Linked DNA regions of Homo sapiens: region 1 is linked to region 2. Evidence: chromatin contacts called from ENCODE Hi-C or POLR2A ChIA-PET data. All regions are on one chromosome and are shown on one strand. Each heading gives the region's core, a stretch centred on a gene start or an enhancer-like site at or near the end of the contact. The rest is flanking DNA. Distances are from core to core; before and after follow the strand shown. Region 1 has its middle 46 kb from the start of ANXA4. Region 2 overlaps AAK1 (AP2 associated kinase 1).

Region 1 (4,942 bases), core at 2,194-4,693, 130 kb before region 2:
TAGCTCTTGTTCCACTTTTCCTGCCTTATCCTCTTATATCCTTTTGATTCTTTCAATCAATATTCCAAAGCATAAAAATAAACCTAGTTTCTTTCTACTTCTTCTCCCTCTTCATTGAAATTACAACTCAAAACCACCACCCTCTTGCAGAGCTTTATGAATTAGTAGTTGTATCACCATCTTGAGAAGCAGAGACAAAGCTTGGTAGCGCAGAAAGGACACAAGCCTCAGAGTGACAAGGACCAGAATTGAATCCCCCTCATGATCGAGTCTCAGTTCCTTCATCTGCATAATGGAGACAGTAACAGTTCACACTTGCCCATCGCACAGTCCTGCCCCGCCCCACCTAGTCAGAGCCGACAACGCAGCTTGTCCCCAGGATCCATTCCTTCCATAGGTGACACTCCTGCCCCCAGGCCCTCTGGTCATCCTTCTCTGCCGCCCTAGGCTCCCACTATCTGCACCTCATGGCTGTCCCCACTCTGTTCTGGCCTTCTCAATGAATAAAAGCTCCCTGTGGAGAAACAACAGGGAGATGTCGGGGGAAGAGGCCAGCCAAGGAAATGGAGGGAGTTGAAGGGCAGTTTTTTAGCTCCATAAATTTCTGCGGGTGGGGGCTTCCTAGAAAGCTGGGCTTCATCTTCCATCTGCTATAGACTGAATGTTTGTGTCCCGCAAAATTCATAGGTTAAAATCCCAATCCTCAAGGTGATGGTATTAGGAGGCGGAACCTTTGGGAGGAAATTCATGAATGAGCAGAACCCTCATGAATGAGATTAGTGCTCGTATGAGAGAGACTCAGAAGAGCTTCCTTGCTCCTTCAGTCATGTGAGGACAGAGCAAGGTGATAACAACTATGAACCAGAAAGCAGGCCACATCAGACTCTGAATCTGCCAGTGCCTTGATCCTGGACTTCTCGGCCTCCAGATCTGTGAGAAATAAATTTCTGTTGTTTTTAAACCACTCAATCTATAGTATTCTTTTTTTTTTTTTTTTTTTGAGATGGGGTCTCACTGTGTTGCCCAGGCTAGCCTCAAACTCCTGGGCTTAAGAGATCCTCCCATCTCAGCCTTTCAAAGTGCTCAGGTTATAGGAATGAACCACTTTGCCCAGTCCCTGAGCCACCACACCTGGCCCCAGGTATCTTTGATGTTACCATTGTTAATGTTTAGGGCACCATAAACTGTGCCCATACAGAATAGCAAGCTTAATTAATAAATGTTATATACTGACTGCTCCACTGCTCAGACACAACAATATTGACATTAGGCCAATTAACAACCCTACGATGGCCTCTCAGTGTTCAAGTGAAAGGAAGAATCATGTGCATCTCTCATTTTTGAATCCGAAGCTAGAAATGATTAAGCTTAGTAAGCAAGGTGTGTCAAAAGCTGAGACAGGCCAAAAGCTAGGCTTCTTGTGCCAAACAGATAGCCAAGTTGTGAATGCAAAGGAAAAATTCTTGAAGGAAATTAAAAGTGCTACTCCAGTGAACACAAGTATGATAAGAAAGCGAAACAGCATTGATACGGAGAAAGTTTCAGTGAGCTGGATAGAAGATCAAACCAGCAACAACATTCCCTTCATCCAAAGCCTAGCCTAGAACAAGGCACTAAACTCTTTTCAATCCTGCGAAGGCTGGGAGACGTAAGGAAGCTGCAGAACAAAAGTCTGAGGCTAGCAGAGGTTGCTTCATGAGATTTAAGGCAAGAAGCCATCTCTATAACATAAAAGTGCAAGGTGAAGAGGCAAGTGCTGATGGAGAAGCTGCAGCAAGTTATCCAGAAGATCTAGCTAAGATCATAGATGAAGGTGGCTACACTGAACAATAGATTTTCGATGGAGATGAAACAGCCTTCTACTAGAAGAAGATGCCATCTAGGACTTTCGTAGCTAGAGAGAAGTCAATGCCTAGCTTCAAAGGACAGGCGACTCTCTTGTTAGGGACTAATGCAGCTGGTGACTTTAAGTTGAACATGGTGCTCATTTACCATTCTGGAAATCCTAGGACCCTTAAGTATTATGCTAAATCTACTCTGCCAGTGCTGTATAAATGGAGCAACAAAGCCTGGATGACAGCACATCTGTTTATAGCATGGTTTACTGAATAATTTAAGCCTGCTGTTGAGACTTACTACTCAAAAAATAAAAAAGATTCCTTTTTAATATATTACTGCTTCTTGACAATGCACCTAGTCACCCAAGAACTCTGATGGAGATGTACAAGGAGCTGAATGTTGTTTTCATGCCTGCTAACACAACATCCATTCTGTAGCCCATGGATCAAGGAGTGATTTTTGACTTTCAAGTCTTGTTATTTAAGAAATACATTTGTAAGGCTGTAGCTGCCATAGATAGTGATTCCTCTGATGGATCTGGGCAAAGTAAATTGAAAACCTTCTGGAAAGGATTCACCATTTTAGATGTTATTATAAATACTCATGATTCATGAGAGAAGGGCAAACTATCAACATCAACAGAGTTTGGAGGAAGCTGATTTTAACTCTCGTGGATGACTGTGGGGTCTGAGACTTCAATGGAGCAAGTCACTGCAGATGTGGTGAAAATAGCAAGAGAACTGGAATTAGAAGTGGTACCTGGAGATGTGACTGAATTGCTGCAATCTCATGATTAAACTTGAACAGATGAGAAATTGCTTTCTGTGGATGAGCAAAGAAAGTGATTTCTTGAGATGGAAGCTGCTTCTGGTGAAGGTGCTGTGAGCAGTGTTGAAATGACAAGAAACGATTGAGAATGTTCCATAAACTTAGTTGATAAAGCATCAACTAAGGGTTTGAGAGGATGGAATCCAATTTTGAAAGGAGTTCTCCTGTGGGCAAAATGCTATCAAACAGCATCTCACAATACAGAGAAATCTTTTGTGAGAGGAAGAGTCAATAAATGCGGCAAATTTCATTGTATTATTTTAAGAAATTGCCACAGCCACCCAACCTTCAGCAACCACCACCCTGATCAGTCAGCAGTCACCAGTGTTGAGATGAGATCCTCCACTAGCAAAAAGATTTCAACTCACTAAAGGCTCAGATGACTGTTAACATTTTTTTTTAGCAAAAAAGTATTTTTAAATTAAGGTATATACTTTTTTAAGACGTAATGCTATTGCACACTTCATAGACTGCAGTATAGTATAAACATAACCTTTCTATGCACTGGGAACCAAAAAATCTGTGTGACTCACTTATTCCAAATATTTGCTTTATTGCAGTGGTTGGGATTGAAACCCACATAAACTCTGAGGTATGCCTGTATCTCAGAGGTAAGATTGCTGTTTGGTTGGAGATTAATCTTACAGGGTAAGGTAACTCATGCTTTCAGTCCACTGTTGGAAAGGCTTCTCCCAAGGGGATGCCAGCTCTCCCCAGCGTGGTTTCTCCTCCACTTCGTTGCTTCCATTCAATCACTGTCAAGAAGAGCATGCGGGTGTTGTTTTATTTCACACTCATGGGCTGCTGTTCTATGCTGCTTATTACAACACTTTCCACAACTTCTTTTTTCTCCCTCATCTCCAAAAATAGCAAATGACATTGCATGCCCAGATTTTCCACCTGAGTTTGTTTTTCATTTTTGAGGGAAATCAGCACGGGTGCTGAGTGCTGCCTCAGCACCAAATGAATACTGGTATGAACCCCAGGACAAAGTCAAAGGTTATACTCGTCTGCAATGCAGCTGCAAATCTGCCTTGATTCTCAGCGTGAGGAGAATGGATGCTGTTTATGGTGTGAGTACTATATATGGAAATAGCTTGAATGTGCCTGGATTTCTGCATTAAATATGTTCCTGGAATTTAATGTGTACTTTTTTTTTTTCTTTTTTGAGACAGAGTCTTGCTCTGTCACCCAAGCTGGAGTGCAGTGGCGCAATCATGGCTTTCTGCAACCTCGACCTCCTGGGCTCAAGTGATACTCCCACCTCTCAGCCTCCTGAGTAGCTGGGGCTGCAGGCATGCACCACCATGCCGGCTAATTTTTGTACTTTTTGTAGAGACGAGGTTTCGCCATGTTGCCTAGGCTGGTTAAATTTATCTTATAACAGCCTGGGCATGGTGGCTTACGCCTGTAATCCCAGCACTTTGGGAGGCCAAGGCAGGTGGATCACTTGAACCCAGCAGTTTGAGACCAGCCTGGGCAACATAGCAAGACCCCCTCTCTGAAAATATTTAAAATTTAACAATAAATAAATAAATTTATCTTACAACAAAGTTTACCCAGAATGACTGGTGTCTTAGTCCATCTGAGCTGCCATAGACTGGGTATTTTATAAACCATAGAAATGTATTGTTATGATGCTGGAAACCATCATTCTCAGCAAACTATCGCAAGGACAAAAAACCAAACACCACATGTTCTCACTCATAGGTGGGAATTGAACAATGAGAACACATGGACACAGGAAGGGGAACATCACACACCGGGGACTGTTGTGGGGTGGGGGGAGGGGGGAGGGGGGAGGGATAGCATTAGGAGATATACCTAATGCTAAATGACGAGTTAATGGGTTCAGCACACCAACATGGCACAGGTATACATATGTAACAAACCTGCACGATGTGCACATGTACCCTAAAACTTAAAGTATAATTAAAAAAAAAAAAGAAATGTATTGTTTACTGTTCTGGATCAAAGTCAAGGCACCAACGGATGTGGTATCTGGTGAGGGCTTACTTTCTGCTTCACAGGATATCTTCCTGCTGCGTTCTCACATTGTGGAAGGGGCAAACAAGCGCCCTTGGTTCTCTCTCACAGGGCAGTAATCCCATTCACCCCATTCACTTTAGGACCTCATCACTTCCTAAGGCACCACTTCTTAATACTACTGCATTGGGGATTAAATATGAATGTTGCAGGGGTTGAGGGGAGACACAAACATTCAGACCATAGCAACTGGTAAACAGTGTTTCCATGATAATCAGATACGTTGGAA
Region 2 (4,913 bases), core at 910-3,409:
TGTTCTCTTAATATATGTCCCTTCTAGTCCATACTAGACTCTAACCTTCTGAAGGTCTGGTAAGGGTTTTTGTTGTTGCTGTCATTGTAGTTTTGTTGTTTTTTTAAAATTTTTTATTGGTATCCTTTATGGTACTCAGCAAACACATTGTATAACAAACACTTGAGAACCTGCTATGGAGCAGCCACTGTGCTGGGTGACAGAGATGCCACAGTGAATCAGTCATCGTCCCTGCCCTTGTGCAGTTTAGAGTGTACAGGGGAAGAAGGCATGCAACCAGGAATTACCCTATAAGTATTTAATTATATTCATGGTATGTCCTGGAGGGAAAGTAGAGGGTGCTGTGTATACCAAAGAACTTAATCATATGGGAGTGAGGGCCAGGGACCATCAGGAAAGGCTTAGCAAGGAAGTAACGTTTAGCCTGAAATCTGAAGGATGATTACTAGGAGTGGCTCAGGCCAAGAATGGGGTGAAAGGGCCAAAGGGAGAAGCATGTGCAAAGATCCTTAGGCAGATTGGAGCATAAGCAATGCTGAAGAAGAAAGAAGGCTCTTGTGGCTGGAACAGAGTGAGCACTGGAAGGTGGAGGTGTATGAGCTAGGTTGGAGAGAGACCACATCACTCTGGGAATTGCGGGCCTTGGTCAGTATTTGGAGTTTTATTCTAAGAGGGGTGAGAAGCCATTGCGAAGTTTCAAATGATATTAAGTTTCTGATGTCTTTCAGCATATCTCTCTACATTTGCCAGATAGCTAACTCTGTGGCAGCAGTACGGCAAAGGTGGGGGCGGGTAGCTTGTGGAAAGGCCCTTTCTTGGTTAGCCTTAGCTGATAGCCCAGGCCCAATGTGCTGTGGTTCTAGGTGCAGTAATCAAAAAGTCTCTGGTATATGTGAACCAACTTGATTTCTTAAACTCTTCCCTTTTGTTCCAGGCAAGTATTTTTCCTGGAAAATTAATTTTTGAGAGGAGGAGGGAGACTCTTGCCAAACCCCTAAAAAGAACCTCCTGAGCTGGAGATCCTCCCCAATCAATCATAACAGTCCTGGAGAGAAAGAACCAATAGCCAGGCCAGTGTGCCATGTTCAGCCTGGGCTGTGGCCTCGATTGGGTTCTGTTGATGTTTCTGTACCACCTCCACAACCACCACCGTTTGCCAGTCTCTGATTTTGTGCCCACAGCTTGAGTGGGGAGAGAGGGAGTTGAAAACCTCAAGTCATCCCCCATCTGGGTGTTCTATCTGCTTGGGGAAAGGACTGCTTTGACATGTTCTCCAGAAGGAGCTGGCACATGATGATTTTTAATTGAGGCAAGTGAGGAGAGATTGACATTAAAAAAACAAACCCCAAGCCCCCACTGAAATCAGTGTTGACACATGCTTTGCATTGACCTTTTCTCCTGGAAAAAGCTTTGCTGTGCTCCTTGCCATCTGTTCTAGAGTTTTGAAAACTTTTGTTCCTTCCGAAGCTTTTGGCAAAGTTGTCTTCAATGTAAGTTGTGGATGGGTGTTGATCAGCCTCTTGGGGGTCATTCCTTGTGGGAGCTCACAGATGCTGTGGATAGAGCACCCAAGTTCTCACCATGGAGAGGACACTCTCCCACTTGAATAGTGCACCCAGGTTCTCACTGTGGAGAGGACACTCTGCCACCTGAATAGTCCACCCAAGCTCTCACCATGGAGAGGACACACTCCCACCTGAACAGTGTACCCGAACTCTCACTGTGGAGAGGACACTCTGCCACCTGAATAGTCCACCCAAGCTCTCACCGTGGAGAGGACACTCTGCCACCTGCATAGTGTACGCAAGCTCTCACTGTGGAGAGGACACTCTGCCACCTGAATAGTGCACCCAGGTTCTAACTGTGGAGAGGACACTCTCCCACCTGAATAGTGCACCCAGGTTCTTACCGTGGAGAGGATACTCTGCCACCTGAATGGTACACCCAAGCTCTCACCATGGAGAGGACACTCTCCCACCTGATCAGCTAGACAGGCAGAGCTGTGGGCAGTCCCTCTTGCCTTTCACTGTGCCATTTCTCTTCTCCCTTCCCTGGGAGTGGAGGTGTTCCTGCATGATCTGCTGCTGCAGGGAGGGGACGGCAGCTTGAGAGGGGACACCAGTTGGCACCCTTGCAGTCTAGCCCTGGTCCGGCCACTAGGTGGCAGTACTAAGGAGGATGCTTAGGCTTTTCACTGTGTTTTAGTTTCCCAGTTGGTCAAGTGGAGGTTGTAGTACATGACCTGCTGACTTCACAGGCCCTTGTAAAGATGGAAGCAGGGCTGTCTGGTTCAGTCCTAGCTTAGAAATGTGTTTTCATTAAACTGCACAAGGTTTAAGAGATTTTTAAAAGTTTGTTGCCTGATTTTTAAATCAGGAGCTCTCACCTAAAGATCCAGCTGTTTTTAGCAGTCAAAAGACTTGACAACTCTTAGCCCACGTTCCTTCGTGACAGCAATTGGCTGGCATTGAGGAATGGCTGCCCCATGAGCAGGGGCATGAACTTTCTCAGGGCCACCGGCCCCACTCCTCCCTGTGATCTTCCTGACAGTGAGTCTGTGTCATCACACACCCTCCATACGTTTTGTTAAAGCTGGACTGTGTCACTCCTTTATGTGATCTCCCTGGCTCTTCAGGCATTTGGGTTTGTGCTCTTGATCTCGAGAAGATATTCCAGATTTAGAATTTTATGATAAGTAATGTATCATACAAATACAAAGTGGTTTTTGCAGGGAGGTGGGGGTGGAAGGGAAAGGCAGGAACACCTTCTGTGTGCTAGGTGCTTTGCTTATCATTTGATCATCCCCAAAGCTTTGAGGTAGGAGTGGGGGTGGGGAGGATATTGTGAGTTGGTGCACAGTCCTGATTGAAGGACTATGACCTAGGGGCTGGTTGATACAATCACGTGGTCAGATAGCCTGCATGTCAGAAGAAGGGCTTTAGCATGAAGTGAAAGCCCTTGGCAGGTAAGAGGACAGCCTCAGGGAAATTGTAGCTTACCTGAGCCAGGATTCGAACTTAACCTGTTGGGCTCTAAAGGAATACTACATGTCTCAAGGTGAAGCGGGGCATAGCTCCTTCCCTAAAAGCTGCCTGTACACATCTACACCTTCGGTAGGCATGTAAGTGAGGGCTATTTGCATGACTTGTAGTGGTGTAGTCTTTTTGTCTTTATAAAATACTTATACCTAGAGCTGTAGAATATTTGGGGGGTAAATTTTTCTCTCCTTTGTAGCAGAATTGCTCCTTTTTTTTTTTCTAGCCTTTCTCCAAAATTACACAGCTAAAAGTAGAGCTACTTTGAAGGTGAGGAGGAAGCAGTATACAGAGCCCTACCCTTGTAAGGGAGGGAGGTCAGTTTTTCCTCGTGCAGCCACTGAAGTACCTTCTGTAATCCTAGGGCTTGGAGGAACCCAGTTTAAATAGTAGCACTCATTTAGTCTTAATTTCTTTTCTTTTCTTTTTTCTTTTTTCTTTTTTTTTTGAGATGGAGTCTCACTCTGTCACTCAGGCTGGAGTGCAGTGGCGTGATCTCGGCTCACTGAAACCTCCGACCCCCTGATTCAAGCAATTCTCCTGCCTCAGCCTTCCGAGTAGCTGGGATTACAGGCATGCGCCACCACACCCAGCTAATTTTTGTATTTTTAGTAGAGACAGGGTTTCACCATGTTAGCTAGGACGGTCTCAATCTCCTGACCTCGTGATCCACCTGCCTCGGCCTCCCAAAGTGCTGGGATTACAGGCGTGAGCCACCGCGCCTGGCCTAATTTAGTCTTAATTTCTGCCCATGAGGAAATGAAGGCCAGAGAGATCCAGCAACTTGTTCAGTGTTCATTTACGTCTCCTGGATGAAACCCACTTTAACTGAATTATCTGTCTGATTCCTTAGAAAAGCTTCAGAACACTATTATTTTATGCTTGTTTTCTGCTTTAAGTAAGCAGCATCTGTTGAGTTTCACCTTATTTTAAAAGAGAAACAAAGAGTTTGTAGGGCAGAAAATTGGAAAACGAAGAGCAGAAAATGGGCCTGGATGCGGTTTTTCTTCATTTGGTATCCTCCAGCTCTTTTGGCTTGTGTCATCTTTCCATCTCAGACAAGTGGACTTCATTCCCAAAAGTGTATATAGGACTTATGTTAGGAGTGCAGTTTCCTTTTACCTGCAAGAAATAAACAGTTGGTGATTTCAGTGCCTAGAATCTAGGCCTGATTTTAAAATATCCAGCAAACCTCTTTGGCAGCAAACCCAGAAACCCTGTCTCAGCACCATGATGGGCTTCTTTGTCTCATATTCCTAGTCTAATCATTCTCATTATTTGCCCAGCTGTTTCCCATCACTTCTCAGATAATCACTTTGGTGTGTTTCTCCTCTTCCTGCTCACCTTACCTTCCCTTCCCTCACTTTTCCTTGCAAAGTGGAAGTCACTGGTGTCCTGATTCATTCAGAACAGCCCCTGGGACTTGGCACCCTCTACCATGATTCAGTGTTTGAATATAGAGCCAGAAGATATACTACTTGCTTCTTCTTCCAAAGCCCCATTGCTGAATTGAATATCATGGTGACGCCCCCAAGGAGAGTGTTTAAATCTTTGTCTTTATTTATTTTTCTACAGACAGGGAGGGTCTCGCTCTGTTGCTCAGGCTGGAGTGCAGTGGTGCCATCATAGTTCACTGTAGCCTCAACCTCCTGGGCCCAAGCAATCCTCCTGCTTCAGCCTCCCGAGTACCTAGACTACAGGCATGCACCAGTGCACCTGGCTAATTTGTCTGTTTATTTGTTTTGTTTTTGAGATGGAGTCTCGCTCTGTCGCCCAGGCTGGAGTGCAGTGGTGCGATCTCAGCTCACTGCAACCTCCGCCTCCCAGGTTCAAGCAATTCTCCTGCCTCAGGCTTCCGAGTAGCTGGGACTACAGGCG

The links. A loop is a pair of places that touch in the nucleus more often than their neighbours do. ChIA-PET counts read pairs that join two places held with the same protein, here RNA polymerase II (POLR2A). Pooled maps may share reads with other maps.
Region 1: a map of ACHN shows a loop between it and region 2 (7-fold over the local background). The contact joins two enhancer-like sites. A Hi-C loop is called at or near these places in 3 of 168 maps with a recorded cell type or tissue (ACHN, motor neuron and upper lobe of right lung), 1 of 37 single-sample maps with no recorded cell type and 6 of 50 pooled maps. POLR2A ChIA-PET finds 5 or more read pairs at or near these places in 8 of 52 experiments (A673, AG04450, GM12878 and 4 more).

What each region holds. Positions count from the first base shown.
Region 1 is chr2:69,694,037-69,698,978 of GRCh38, reverse strand. It overlaps a transcript of ANXA4 not described here. Among named protein-coding and RNA genes, the nearest start is that of ANXA4, 46 kb to the left of the region's middle. Within about 2 kb of position 3,443, at least 11 of the 41 ENCODE cell types and tissues checked have a DNase peak (open chromatin) inside an H3K27ac peak, as active enhancers do.
Region 2 is chr2:69,562,762-69,567,674 of GRCh38, reverse strand. The region is part of intron 2 of AAK1 (AP2 associated kinase 1); the gene reads left to right. Among named protein-coding and RNA genes, the nearest start is that of SNORA36C, 45 kb to the right of the region's middle. Within about 2 kb of position 2,159, at least 5 of the 41 ENCODE cell types and tissues checked have a DNase peak (open chromatin) inside an H3K27ac peak, as active enhancers do.